3 separate regions of the Homo sapiens genome follow, and regions 1 and 2 are each linked to region 3. The links are chromatin contacts, found by Hi-C or POLR2A ChIA-PET in ENCODE. All regions are on one chromosome and are shown on one strand. Each heading gives the region's core, a stretch centred on a gene start or an enhancer-like site at or near the end of the contact. The rest is flanking DNA. Distances are from core to core; before and after follow the strand shown.

Evidence for each region. Hi-C counts contacts between places; a loop is a spot of excess contacts on that map. ChIA-PET counts read pairs that join two places held with the same protein, here RNA polymerase II (POLR2A). Pooled maps may share reads with other maps.
Region 1: a loop to region 3 is called in a pooled map, with 2.8 times the contacts of the local background. The contact joins two enhancer-like sites. A Hi-C loop is called at or near these places in 2 of 37 single-sample maps with no recorded cell type and 3 of 50 pooled maps. POLR2A ChIA-PET finds 5 or more read pairs at or near these places in 1 of 52 experiments (OCI-LY7).
Region 2: a pooled map shows a loop between it and region 3 (13-fold over the local background). The contact joins two enhancer-like sites. A Hi-C loop is called at or near these places in 10 of 50 pooled maps. POLR2A ChIA-PET finds 5 or more read pairs at or near these places in 2 of 52 experiments (activated B cell and activated CD8-positive, alpha-beta memory T cell).

Annotation. Positions count from the first base shown.
Region 1 is chr16:15,996,511-16,000,901 of GRCh38, reverse strand. The region is part of intron 1 of ABCC1 (ATP binding cassette subfamily C member 1 (ABCC1 blood group)); the gene reads right to left. Among named protein-coding and RNA genes, the nearest start is that of ABCC1, 49 kb to the right of the region's middle. Within about 2 kb of position 2,346, at least 30 of the 41 ENCODE cell types and tissues checked have a DNase peak (open chromatin) inside an H3K27ac peak, as active enhancers do; they include OCI-LY7, where a contact is called at or near this core.
Region 2 is chr16:15,959,339-15,963,578 of GRCh38, reverse strand. The region is part of intron 1 of ABCC1 (ATP binding cassette subfamily C member 1 (ABCC1 blood group)); the gene reads right to left. Among named protein-coding and RNA genes, the nearest start is that of ABCC1, 12 kb to the right of the region's middle. Within about 2 kb of position 1,963, at least 7 of the 41 ENCODE cell types and tissues checked have a DNase peak (open chromatin) inside an H3K27ac peak, as active enhancers do.
Region 3 is chr16:15,589,111-15,593,803 of GRCh38, reverse strand. No RefSeq gene overlaps it. Among named protein-coding and RNA genes, the nearest start is that of MIR6506, 20 kb to the left of the region's middle. RefSeq lists enhancers at 2,438-2,732, 2,079-3,278. Within about 2 kb of position 2,768, at least 33 of the 41 ENCODE cell types and tissues checked have a DNase peak (open chromatin) inside an H3K27ac peak, as active enhancers do; they include OCI-LY7, where a contact is called at or near this core.

The DNA of each region.
Region 1 (4,391 bases), core at 1,097-3,596, 410 kb before region 3:
ATCCTTCAAAATCCAACTCAGGTACCTCATTTAAAAAGCTTCCTCCACACTCCCCAAACAACCTGCCCCCAACCTTTGCAATGATCTTCTTACTTGTCCACCGTCAATTTCCTCCTTTGTTTTGGTTGTTAAGTAATAATCTGGCTAGGCACAGTAGTTTGCACTTGTAACCTCAGCATTTTGGGAGGCCAAGGCAGGAGGATCACTTGAGCCCAGGAGTTCAAGACCAGCCTGGGAAACATAATGATACCCTCTTTTTTAATAAAATAATTTAAAATTATTTTGAAAAAATTTAACAATTAAACAACAATCCATCCAGGTAGAGACTAGCTATGACCACTCACTTCCTAATTGAGCAGATGTAGATTCAAATTCAGGCCTTAACCCCATGTGAACTTGGGCAAGTCACTTAATTTCTCCAAGCTTCAGTCTCCTGATAAGTAAAAAGAGTCAGAAAAGCTGGACACGGTGGCTCATGCCTGTAATCCCGGCACTTTGGGAGGCCGACACGGGTGGATCACTTGAGCCCAGGAGTTCAAAACCAGCCTGGACAACATGGTGAAACCCGTCTCTACTAGAAACACAAAAATTAGCCAGGCATGGTGAACTCGCCTATAATCCCAGCTACTCAGTGGGCTGAAGCAGGAGATCACCTGAGCCTTGGAAGGTAGACACTGCAGTGAGACATAATCACACCATTGCACTCCAACCTGGGCAACAGAGTGAGAACCTGCTTCAAAAAAAAGGAAGGCCAGGAGCGGTGGCTCACGCCTGTAATCCCAACACTTTGGGAGACCGAGGCGGGCAGATCATGAGATCAGGAGTTCAAGACCATCCTGGCTAATATGGTGAAACTCCGTCTGTACTAAAAATACAAAAATTAGCCAGGCATGGTGGCATGCACCTGTAGTCCCAGCTACTCGGGAGGCTGAGGCAGAAGAATCACTTGAACCTGGGAAGCAGAGGTTGCAGTGAGCCCAGATCGTGCCACTGCACTCCAGCCTGGCGACAAAGCGAGACTCAGGCTGAAAGAAAGAAAGAAAGAAAGAAAGAAAGAAAGAAAGAGACAGAGAGAGAGAGAGAGAGAGAGAGGAGAGAGAGAGAGAGAGAGAGAGAGAGAGAGAGAGAGAGAAAGAGGCCGGGCACAGAGGCTCACACATTTAATCCCAGCAATTTGGGAGACCGAAATGGGAGGACAGCTGGAGCCCAGGAATTCTAGACCAGCCTGGGCAACACAGTGAGACCCCATTTCTTTTATTTTTCTTTTTCTATTTTTTTTTTCTTTTGAGACGGAGTTTCACTCTTGTTGCCCAGGCTGGAGTGCAATGGAGAGATTTCAGCTCACCGCAATCTCTGCCTCCCGGGTTCAAACGAGTCTCCTGCCTCAGCTTCCCGAGTAGCTGGGACTATAGGCGCCTGCCACCACGCCTGGCTAATCTCGTATTTTTAGTAGAGATGGGGTTTCTCCATGTTGGTCAGGCTGTCCTGGAACTCCCAACCTCAGGTGATCCGCCCACCTCAGCCTCCCAAAGTGCTGGGACTACAGGCGTGAGCCATCGCACCCAGCGAGACCCCATTTCTTTAAAAAAATTTTTTTGGCTGGGCACAGTGGCTCACGCCTGTAAACCCAGCACTTCGGGAGGCCAAGGTGGGAGAATCATGAGGTTAGGAGATGGAGACCATCCTGGCTAACACGGTGAAACCCTGTCTCTACTAAAAATATTAAAAAACAAATTAGCCAGGTGTGGTGGCGGGCACCTGTAGTCCCAGCTACTCAGGAGGTTGAGGCAGGAGAATGGCATGAACCCAGAAGGCAGAGCTTGCAGTGAGCCGAGATCGCAGCACTGCACTCCAGCCTGGGAGACAGAGCGAGACTCCGTCTCAAAAAAATATAAAAATTTTTTTTTAATTTTTTTAAAAGTCAGGAAAACACATCATTTGGAAGAGTTCTGGAGAGGATTCAATGGGACAATGTGTGACAGGTGCTGATACAGTCTAGAGACAATAAACCGTAGTAGCAGATACTAATAGTTGATAATAATCACCACTGCCACCACCACTGTATTGCCCAGAGATAAGAAGTCTAAAGGACAAAGAAAAGTTGTCCTTTCAAGCAAGAAAGTAAGCTACAGAAGAAACCAGAGAGCATTTAAGGACACCGGAACTCCAGGGAAGGAGAGGTCAGGAAACGCTGAGCAAAGGAAGGTGTTTCCCCTGCAGAAAGCAAATTGAAGAGCACAGGCTAGCTTCCTGCTCAGAGCCAGATGGCCAGCCCAGACCCAAAGGGCGGCTGTGGGAGGGAGCAGAAGGAAGGGAAGGAAGGCATGACGAGAGGAAATCTGACTCTGACCATGAACTATGACTGTTACAGAAAGCAGCCAACACGGGTCACCCCTGCCATCCACCCCCACATCACCTCCATCACAGCCCCTACAGCGGCCAACAGCATAGGTCACAAAGCTAAGATCATCTGAGGACCGGGCACAGTGGCTCACGCCTGTAAACCCAGCACTTTGGGAGGCTGAGGCGGGAGGATTGCTTGAGCTCAGGAGTTCAAGAAAAGCCTGGGCAACAAAGTAAGACCCTGTCTTCACCAAAAAAATTTAAAAATTATCCAGGCGTGGTAGTGCAGGCCTGTAGTCCCACCTACTCAGAAGGCTGAAGTGGGAGGATCTTTTGAGCCTAGGGGCTTGAGGCTGCAGTGAGCTTTGATCGTCCCACCCAGGCACTCCAGCCTGGGTGACAGAGTAAGAGACTGTCTCAAAGAAACAAAGTATCGGGACTGGGCGCAGTGGGTCACACCTGAAATCCCAGCACTTTGGGAGGCTGAGGAGGGCAGATCACTTGAGGCCAGGAGTTCAAGACCAGCCTGGCCAACATAGTGAAACCCCATCTCTACTGAAAAAGAAAAAAAAAATACATTAGCCAGCCATGGTGGCAAATGCCTGTAATCCCAGCTAGTCGGGCAGCTGAGGCACAAGAATCGCTTAAACCCAGGAGGTGGAGGTTGCAGTGAGCAGAGATCAGGTCATTGTCCTCCAGCCTGGGTGACAGAGCGAGACTCTGTCTCAGGGAAAAAAAAAAAAAAAAAAAAAAGGTATCGAGGCCTCCTGGATGTTCCTTACCGGCAGGGACCCTAATGTGTCCTTCTTTACTTTAACAACTCCAGGAGGTAAGAAGTGCGACTCTCACTACTGGAGGCTTCTGGGAAAAACGGTGAATAATGGGCAATACCTAAAGGCTCAAGGAAGGGACGATTCCCTGGCAGTCTGCAGGCCACTTGCTGTTCCCAACTCAAAGAATCACAGCTACCCGAGGCTGCTTCCTAATCTAGGGAAATCCAGCCAGGCCCACCACGCTCTGAGCAGAATCAGAAGGACCCAACTCTCCAGACACACAATTCAGCCACAAGAGATGAGTCCTGAACACGGTCACCGGTCACTGCACTGGCCCAGGGCCTGCCCTTTGGGGAACCTGGCCCACAGAAATCTTTACAGAGAAAGCGCAAGTCGGCTGGGCGCGGTGGCTCACGCCTATAATCCTAGCACTTTCAGAGGCCAAGGCAGGTGGATCACGAGGTCAGGAGATCAAGACCATCCTGGCTAACATGGTGAAACCCCGTCTCTACTAAAAATACAAAAAAATTCACCAGGCGTGGTGGCACAGGCCTGAGTCCCGGCTACGTGAGAGGCTGAGACAGGAGAATCGCTTGAACCCAGGAGGCAGAGGTTGCAGTGAGCCGAGATTGCACCACTGCACTCCAGCCTGGGCGATAGAGCGAGACTCCGTCTCAAAAAAAAAAAAAAAAGAGAAAGCGCATGTCCTCCCCAGCTCCCGGCTCCCTCCAACAGAGGCTTCTCCTTGCTGGACACTTCACCAGCTTGATCAAGTTGTGTCTCCATGCCCTCAGCCCTGACACTCAAAGAGTTGGGGACCCCGTCCAAGTCCGAGTGGCCCCTGACCTTTGTGTGTTCATAAAATTCCTGTTGCATAGCGTCATGTTTTCTGGGCTGAATGATGATGACTAAGGCACTAGGCATTGATCTAAGTCTTCCCATACAAGATCCTGGTGCTGACCTCCTTTCTGTACATGACCCTGGCCTTGACCTGCCTTCCTGGTTCAGCCCTGATTATCATGGAAGTCCTCGTGCACCGGGCAGCTCACTAACTTTGCCCTACACCCTTACTGCTCCCATCTGGATGGCACAGGTTCTGCACAGATGCTCCACCAGGGCCTGCAGGGATAAGGCAAGCAGGCCTGCAGGGATAACGCATGCAGCCCTGCCAGGGACCCAGCCAGCCAACTCCAGGACAGGAGGGAAGGCCACAGAGAGGATGGGGCAGACAACAGGCAGAAAAAGTGATTATGAATCTCAACTGCCACTGATGGG
Region 2 (4,240 bases), core at 714-3,213, 370 kb before region 3:
GAACTGAGGTTTGGAAACCTCCACCTAGATTTCAGAGGATGTATGCAAATGCCTGGATGTCCAGCCAGAAGTTTGCTGCAGGGGTGGAGCCTTTATGGAGAACCTCTACCAATGCAGTAAAGAAGGGAAATATGGGGTCAGAGCCCCCACACAGAGTCCCCACTGGGGTACTGCCTAATGGAGCTGTGAGAAAAGGGCCACCATCCAGAACCCAGAATGGTAGATCCACCTGCAGCTACATCGTGTGCCTGGAAAAGACGGAGACACTCAACGCCAACCTGTGAAAGCAGCCAGGAGCGGGGCTATACCCTGCAAAGCCACAGGGGCAGAGCTGCCCAAGGCCGTGGAAGCCCACCTCTTGCAACAGTGTGACCTGGATGTGAGACACGGAGTCAAAGGAGATAACTATGGAACTTGAAAGTTTTATGACTGGCCTATTGGATTTCAGACTTGCATGGGGCCTGCAGCCCCTTTGTTTTGGCCAATTTCTCCCATTTCAAACGGGTGTATTTATCCAATGCCTGTACCCCCATTGTATCTAGGAACTAACTAACTTCTTTTGATTTTACAGGCTGATAGGTGAAAGAGACTAGATTTTGTCTCAGATGAGATTTTGGACATAGACTTTTGAGTTAATGCTGAAATGAGTTAAGACTTTGGGGAACTGTTGGGAAGGCATAATTGTGTTTTGAAATATGAGAAAGATGAGATTTGGGAGGGGCCAGGGGCAGAATGATATGGCACGGCTCTGTGTCCCCGCACAAATCTCATCTTGAATTGTAATCTTAATTGTAATCCCCACGTGTTGGTGGAGGGACCTCACTGGAGGTGATTAGATCATGGGAGCGGTTCCCCCATGCTGTTCTCCTGATAGTGAGTCCTCAGAAGATCTGATGGTTTTATACCGGCTTTTCTCCTCTTTACTCTGCACTTCTGTCTCCTGCCACCATGTGAAGAAGGACATGTTTGCTTTCCTTTCCACCATCATTTTAAGTTTCCTGAGGCCTCCCCAGCCATGCAGAACTGTGAGTCAATTAAACCTCTTTCCTTTATAAACTACGCAGTCTCAGGTATTTTTTCATAGCAGCATGAACAAACTAATATCAGTACCATGTTCAGGCTTTATTTAAATATCTTTGTATTGTTTGTTCTGTCATATGGAACACATGTCACTTGTGATCAGAAAACTCTGCAATTAAATTAGTTTAGGTGTAAAAATCAGAGTGACATTAGCATGGTGAGACTATCAGTAATGTTTTTACACATTGTTAAATTATTGATTTAAAAGCAATTTTTAAAATAAGTCCAAAGATGTTTAAAATTTAAACACATCTTTTAAAAAACTGAACAAAACCAAAGCACACTTCTGCTTTGATCTCCTGACCTCTGGAAAGTAAGGTTTAACTTAACTGGGCAAAGCCCTCTCACACACAGCCAAGCAACATGGGCCTGATCACTTCCCAGCTTGCTCAATTTTTCTGATATGGCAGGAAAACAACAGGTGCTTAATAAGTGCTGGTGGGCCCATTAGTGGGAGTATAAACTGCTGCAGTAACCTGACAATTAACTATCAAATTTCAAAATGCACATACTGTCAACCTAGCAATTTCCTGTGGGAAAATTTATTCTGCTGAATCATTTACATATATTTGCATACATGTGCCTTCAGTGCAGCACTGCTTATCACAGCAAGAAACCAGGAACTGGGAATGACCTTGATAGACACCAAGAGGGGAATGGGTGAATACATGGCTCAGCCATTTAACAGGCAAATGCGTGGCTTGTTTAAAAAAAAAAAAAAAAAAAAGTTGATTTGATTGGCTTTTACTTTCAATTTGCATGGGCTTAAAATGGCAAGAAAATCAACACTGGTTAAGTGAAGAGAACAAGAGACAAAACAGTATTTAAAATACCCAACTAGGGAGGGAAAAAATGAATATGTAAACATATACACACAAACGAACACGTTCTTGCACATACATTTGCATATACTTGAAACTTTTCTCGAAAAACACCCAAGAAACTATCATCAACAACCATCATCAATAACGGCTACTTCTGGGAACAAAGGGCAGGGTGGGAACATACTAAAACTTTTATTTTTCCCTTTATATTCTTCTAGAATATTCACCTTAAAGTATTAGCATCATCAACAAAGTTGCAGTACAAGATCTTCCTCCTGCAATCAGCCAGATCAATTCAACAACATCTTGTTTTAAAACAAGAGTTTTCTAGCAACCTATAGAAAGTCCTCTTAACCACAGGAAAAAAGTACCTCATCATCTTACGAACAAGCCTTTGGCGGAGAATCAAAGGCAACTGGGGAGTGGGGAAACCCAAGTTGGTCTTGATCACAAACGTTTCAGTTAAGGTTCTGAGAAAGAGAAGAGACTCATAAAACAAAATAAACTGAATTTTTAAGACCTGAGATTCAGCAGGGCGTAGTGCCTCATGCCTGTAATCCCAGCACATGGAAGGGCCAAGGTGGGTGGATTGCTTGAGCCCAGGAGTTCGAGACCAGCCTGAGCAGCATAGCAAGACCCCCATCTATTTTAAAAAAAAAAAAAAAAAAAAAAAACCTGCGTTTCATTCAAACATAAACAGATCAGAAGGTTCTTGCTTCTGCCAGGGACCATGCATTGTTCTACTTCCTTGCTGAGCTGGTAAGCGCCTTCCCTGGAAATTCCAGGACCACAAGCCATTGTGTTAGTGCTTTATGCATTTTGCCGAATGCTCCAGGCTAGATTTTTATGAGATGGGCTCTGCAGTTCCTTTGAGTTAAACTCCTCAATACTTTAACCACACCATGATCTTCCTCAAGGCCTATGCACATTCTCTTCCCACTCTGGGACTCCCTTCCCCCACATCCTTGCATGGCCAGCTTTGCCACTGAGCTCTGGGGTCAAACCTCACCGCCTCCGAAAGGCCTTCTGTGGACATCCCTCCGTAGTAGTTTGCACCTCACCCAGTTTTTCCCGGTTCAAGTCTTTGCAGCACTTGCCAGCATCTGAAATCATTTCCGTCACCCTCAGTGTAAACCCCATGAGAACATGGGCCTGGTCTGTCCTGTTCACTGTTGTATCCTCAGTGCCTAGAGCAGCAGCAGCACATAGTAGCTGCTCAATTAATAATGACTGAATAAATGAATGAATGAAAAGCAGTGTGGGAAGAACAATACAATGAACCCAGGGGTATCAAAGACCACACGAGGCTGGGCGTGGTGGCTCACACCTGTAATCCCAGCACTCTGGGAGACTGCTTGAGCTCAAGAGTTCAAGACCAAACTGGGCAACATAGTGAAACCCCATCTCTACAAAAAAAAATACAAAAATTAGCCGGGTGTGCTGGTGCATGCCTGTAGTCCCAGCTACTTGGGAGGGTGAGTTGGGAGGGTCACTTGGCCTGGGAGGTCGAGACTGCAGTGCAGTGGTACAATCAGCTAGGGCGACAGAACAAGACTCCATCCATCAATCAGTCAAACACCACACAAATTTCTTGTACTGGGAAGACTTAGACATCACACATATTCTCCAAACAAGTATTACCTAGGAGGCCAGTAAAAGGTACACTGAGGTTCCTCAGAGAGAAAACTCACAGAGAGGAAGATAAAAGCTCCATAAAAATCTCAATTACTACTTGAGGGTTACAGGATGCTAGCCTAGAGCCTCCCTCCCTAGACAGGTTTCTCAGAGAGAAAACTCACAGAGAGGAAGAGAAAACCTCCATAAAAATCTCAATTCCTGAGGGTTACAGGATGCTAGCCTAGGGGCACCCTCCCTGGTCATTAACACCCACTTTCCAGAACCTGGCAACCTCCCCAGGAGATGAATCCCACAGTTAAACTAAGGGGACACTTAAGTGGAATCTCAACTTTGTAATCGTCCACTTCTCCTGGGGCACTTTAAAATGAAGGAGTAGAGCTTCAAAGCTGATCTCTCAAGAAAGCCATTTTCGGCTGGGCATGGTGGCTCACGCCTGTAATCCCAGCACTTTGGGAGGCCGAGGCAGGAGGATCGCTTGAGCCCAGGAGTTTGAGACAAGCCTGGGCAACATGGTGAGACCCTGACTCTACAAAAAATACAAAAATTAGCCGGGTATGGTGGTGTGCACCTCTGGTCCCAGCTACCTGGGAGGCTAAGGTGGGAAGATAGCTTCAGCCCAGGAGGTCGAGGCTGCAGTGAGCTATGATTGTGCCACTGCACTCCAGCCTGGGTGACAGAGGGAGACCCTGTCTCAAAAG
Region 3 (4,693 bases), core at 1,519-4,018:
GCTGCTAAAGACCTTTCCAAACATTTCACGATGGCAAATTTGTGCAGAAAAAGTTGAGTAGCCATCGTGCCCCTTTTGAGCGGCGTCAGGAGGTCTTGTTAGGTGTGGACTGGGGCTGGAACGGTGGCTTTGCATTTATCTTTGTTTGTTTCCCACCTAGGAAGGTGATTCAGAGGTGGGGGCCTAGAAGACAGCTGTCTGGGGGAGAGCAGACCTGTCCGTAGCAGAGGGGGCTGCGCTGATTGAAGAAGATCTGTTCCCTCTCTGTTCCCTTTGCCAGAAGGAGCGTTGCGCTTTGGGATTCACCTTCACTTTCTAGCTGCTTCCATGGGCAGAGGGTGAGTCATGGCGCAGAAGCCCTCAGCGGCCTCCACCCACCTGCTGTCCCCATTGCTGGGGGGGGGGGCGGTGGGCGGCAAAACTTCCTCAATTCTCCTAGTGTCCCTGGCTGGGCCTTAAACTGACAAAGACATTAATAGGAAAAAAGCAAACAAATTTTACTTCATACCAGTTTTGCGAGAGTCTTCATAAGGAAATGAAGACCCCAGAGAAATGGCTAAGCCTGAGTGGTTTTTTGTTTTGTTTTTTGGTTTTTTGAGACAGTCTCACTCTGTCACCCAGGCTGGAGTGCAGTGGCATAATCTCAGCTCACTGCAACCTCCACCTCCCAGGTTCAAGCGATTGTCCTGTCTCAGCCTCCCGAGTAGCTGGGATTACATATGTGCACCATCACACTGGCAAATTTTTGTATTTTTAGTAGAGATGAGGTTTCACCATGTTGGCCAGGCTAGTTTTGAACTCCTGAGCTCAAGTGATCCTCTGGGCTCAGCCTCCCAAAGTGCTGGAATTACAGGCATGAGCCACCACGCCTGGCTGAGAACGCTTTTTTTTGGGGGGGGGGGGGGCGGGGGGAAAAGGGCTAGAGAGCTTAGAAGGTGCCAAGCCAGAGCACCAAGAGCCAGAACTTTCCTTAGCAAGATGAAGAGAAGAATACACACGTTCCGGGAAGGAACGCCTTGGAAGTGGGGGAGCTGAGGTGCAGAGGAAGAAGGCATTGCAGGGTGGAAGGGGCCGTTCTTAGAGGGAAATCCTGCTCAGTGGCTGGGCTGCTCAGCTCCTCACTCCGCACGAGGTGGTGAACCAACCAGGAGCATCCGCAGGGGAGCAGTACCAGGGCCAGCAGGGAACATATTGGGCCTGCTTGGCACCGTCTCTTCCATCCGCCTCAGGCAGCTCATGTGATGGCCTCCAAAGGCTTCCCAGGTGCAGGGCCTGGGCATGAGGGAACCCCCGCTCCTACCACCCACCTGCCCCCACTGCAGTTTCTGGTATCAGCAAGTGCAGACAAATCCACACTGGGGCTGCAGGGTCGCCGCCCTTGGTATTTCAGCAGCCAGAGTCTGATGCATCAAGGGCAGGTGTGGCAAGAATCAGGAAATACATTTTTTTTTTTTTTGAGACAGAGTCTCACTCTATCGCCCAGACTGGGGTGCAGTGGCACGATCTCGGCTCACTGCAACCTCCTACCGGGTTCAAGCGATTCTCATGCCTCAGCCTCCGAACAGCTGGGATTACAGATGCTGCCACCACACCTGGCTAATTTTTTTTGAGACGGGGTTTTGCCATGTTGCTCTGGCTCGTCTCAAACTCCTGGCCTCAAGTGGTTCACTTGCCTCGGCCTCCCAAAGTGCGGGGATTACAGGCGTAATATAATATAGATATTATATATAGATATAGATATAGATGTCTCTATAATATCTATATATAAATAGATATATCTATTATATATAATAGAGATATATATCTATATATAATATATAGATATCTATATATTATATATAGATATATATCTATATATTATGTATAGATATAATATAGTCACACAGTCAACCATGCCCGGAACCCCCAAGCCCCCACTTTTTTTTTCCGAGATGGAGTCTCACTCTGTTGCCCAGGCTGGAGTGCAATGGTGCGATCTCGGCTCTTTGCAACCTCCGCCTCCTGGTTTCAACCGATTCTCCTGCCTTAGCCTTCCGGGTAGCTGGGATTACAAGCATGTGCCACCACACTTGCTAATTTTTGTATTTTTAGTAGACATGGGGTTTCACCCTGTTTTTTAAATTCTCTAAAAGGAAGAGGACACTTTTTTTGTTGTTGTTGTTGTTGTGTTGTGTTGTGTGTGTGTGTGTGTGTGTGTGTGTGTGTGTGTTTTGAGACAAAGTCTTGCTGTGTCTCCAGACTGGAGTGCAGTGGCGCAATCTCGGCTCACTGCAACCTCTGCCTCCCAGGTTCAAGCGATTCTCCTGCCTCAGCCTCCCAAGTAGCTGGGACCACAGGCGCCCACCACCATGCCCAGGTAATTTTTTTGTATTTTTAGTACAGATGGGTTTTCACCATGTTAGCCAGGATGGTCTCAATCTCCTGATCTCGTGATTTGCCCGCCTCGGCCTCCCAAAGTGCTGGGATTACAGGCGTGAGCCACCGTGTCCAGCCCTGTTTGCTTTTAAATGGGAGAGACCTGTTTAAATCCCTCCGATGGGAAGAGAAAGAACAATTGGGGCTACAGTGGTGGGGAGGGAGGGAGATGAATGATGACTCTGTCACTAACAACCCCTGGGACCGTGGGCAGTGGATTTACTGCCACTTCCTCATCTGTAAAGTGAGAAGTGATAACAGGATCTGACTCACTGTTTCAAGTGTTTATTCTGCCTCCGCTTGCAACCTCTTGCAACCTCCGCTTGAAAAGGGTAATGGATTTACTGCTACTTCCTCATCTGTAAAGTGAGAAGTAATAACAGGATCTGACTCATCAGGCTGATGTGAGGAGGGAACCAGCCAGTGTGAGCACATTGCTCAAGGCATAGAGATAAGCTACAATAAATGTTATTCCCATTATCAACCTCCTCCATGGCTTCTAAAAGGAGCAAGTCTAGGTGTGCAGGACCCCACAGTCTGCAAGGTTTCCCAGCTTGGAAGGTGGCCCTGGTAATCTGGAAGCGTCTGTGACAGCTTAAATAAATTGGATTTTTTAATGTTTTCTTTTTTTAAAAAAATCAGTAGGAATTACAGGAACATACAGTAGGTGTACCCAGAGCTTAGCGGAAGTACCAGAGGCAGGATTTTGATGAGGGTTTGATCTCCTCTGGTTCGTTGGATCTGTGAGTGACTGCTGTATAACTGGCCTGAGGTCAGACCTCGCTGACCCCCCCACTCCCCTCTCCCCTTTTTTTTTGAGATGGAGTCTCGCTCTGTCGCCCAGGCTGGAGTGCAGTGGCACAATCTCTGCTCACCGCAAGCTCTGCTCACTGCAAGCTCCGCCTCCCGGGTTCACGCCATTTTCCTGCCTCAGCCTCCTGAGTAGCTGGGACTACAGGCGTCCACCACCACGCCCGGCTAATTTTTTGTATTTGTAGTAGAGATGGGGTTTCACCGTGTTAGCCAGGATGGTCTCGATCTCCTGAACTCGTGATCCGCCCGCCTCGGCCTCCCAAAGTGCTGGGATTACAGGCTTGAGCCACCACGCCCGGACCCCCCAAGCCCCCCCTTTTTTTTTTCCGAGATGGAGTCTCACTCTGTTGCCCAGGCTGGAGTGCAATGGTGCGATCTCGGCTCTTTGCAACCTCCGCCTCCTGGTTTCAACCGATTCTCCTGCCTTAGCCTCCCGAGTAGCTGGGATTACAAGCATGTGCCACCACACTTGCTAATTTTTGTATTTTTAGTAGACATGGGGTTTCACCATGTTAGCCAAGTTGGTCATGAGCTCCTGACCTCAAGTGAGCCTCCCACCTCGGCCTCCCAAAGTGCTGGGATTACAGGCATGATCCACAGTGCCCAGCCTTGACCCACATTTTTTATGGGGAAAAGAGGGCGGTGGGCCCTTTGCAGCCTGAGTTTTCACTGCACGTTGGAGCGGGAGGGGTCTGTGGTGGGTGGAATTGGGTCCTCCCCAAATGCATGTCTACGTGGAGCCTCAGAATGTGACCTTGGTTGGAAAGAGGGTTTTTGCAGAAGTAATTAAGGAAAGGGTCCAAATGAGATCATACTGCATTCGGGTGGCCCTCACTCCAATGACTGGTGTCTTTTTAAGATGAGAGGGTGCACAGAGGCACATATACAGCGGAGGCGGCCACGTGGAGACAGAGGTGAAGACTGGAGTGGTGCAGCCAGGGAACTGCCAAGGTGCCAGGAGCCACCAGGAGCTGCAAGAGGCAAAAGAAGATTCTTCCCCACAGAGGGAGCAGAGCACCGCAGACAGGTTGATTTCAGGCTTCTGGCCTTTAGGACTGTGAAAGGAGACGGTTCCACTGTTTTAAGTCACCCAGTAGAAGGTCATTCATTATGGCATCCCCAGTACACGAAGAGTCTGGCTTCATGATTGGTCTAGGTTGGTGAAGGAGGACACGGGGTCCTCTGAGGCCATTGTGGTGGCACTGAGTAGCCCAAGGGACCCTTTTCAGCATCAGAATGGTGGGAAGTGGTGTGCAGACCAAAGCCGCGAACACGCAGAGTGGGAGGACTGGGGTCTAGCAGCCTGCTGGGAGGGCCTGTCCAACCAAAGACCTTTTGATCTACAAATTTTTTTTTTTTTTTCGAGACGAAGTCTCGCTGTGTCACCCAGGCTGGAGTGCAGTGGCGCAATCTCAGCTCAGTGTAACCTCTGCTTCCCATGTTCAAGAGATTCTCCTGCCTCAGC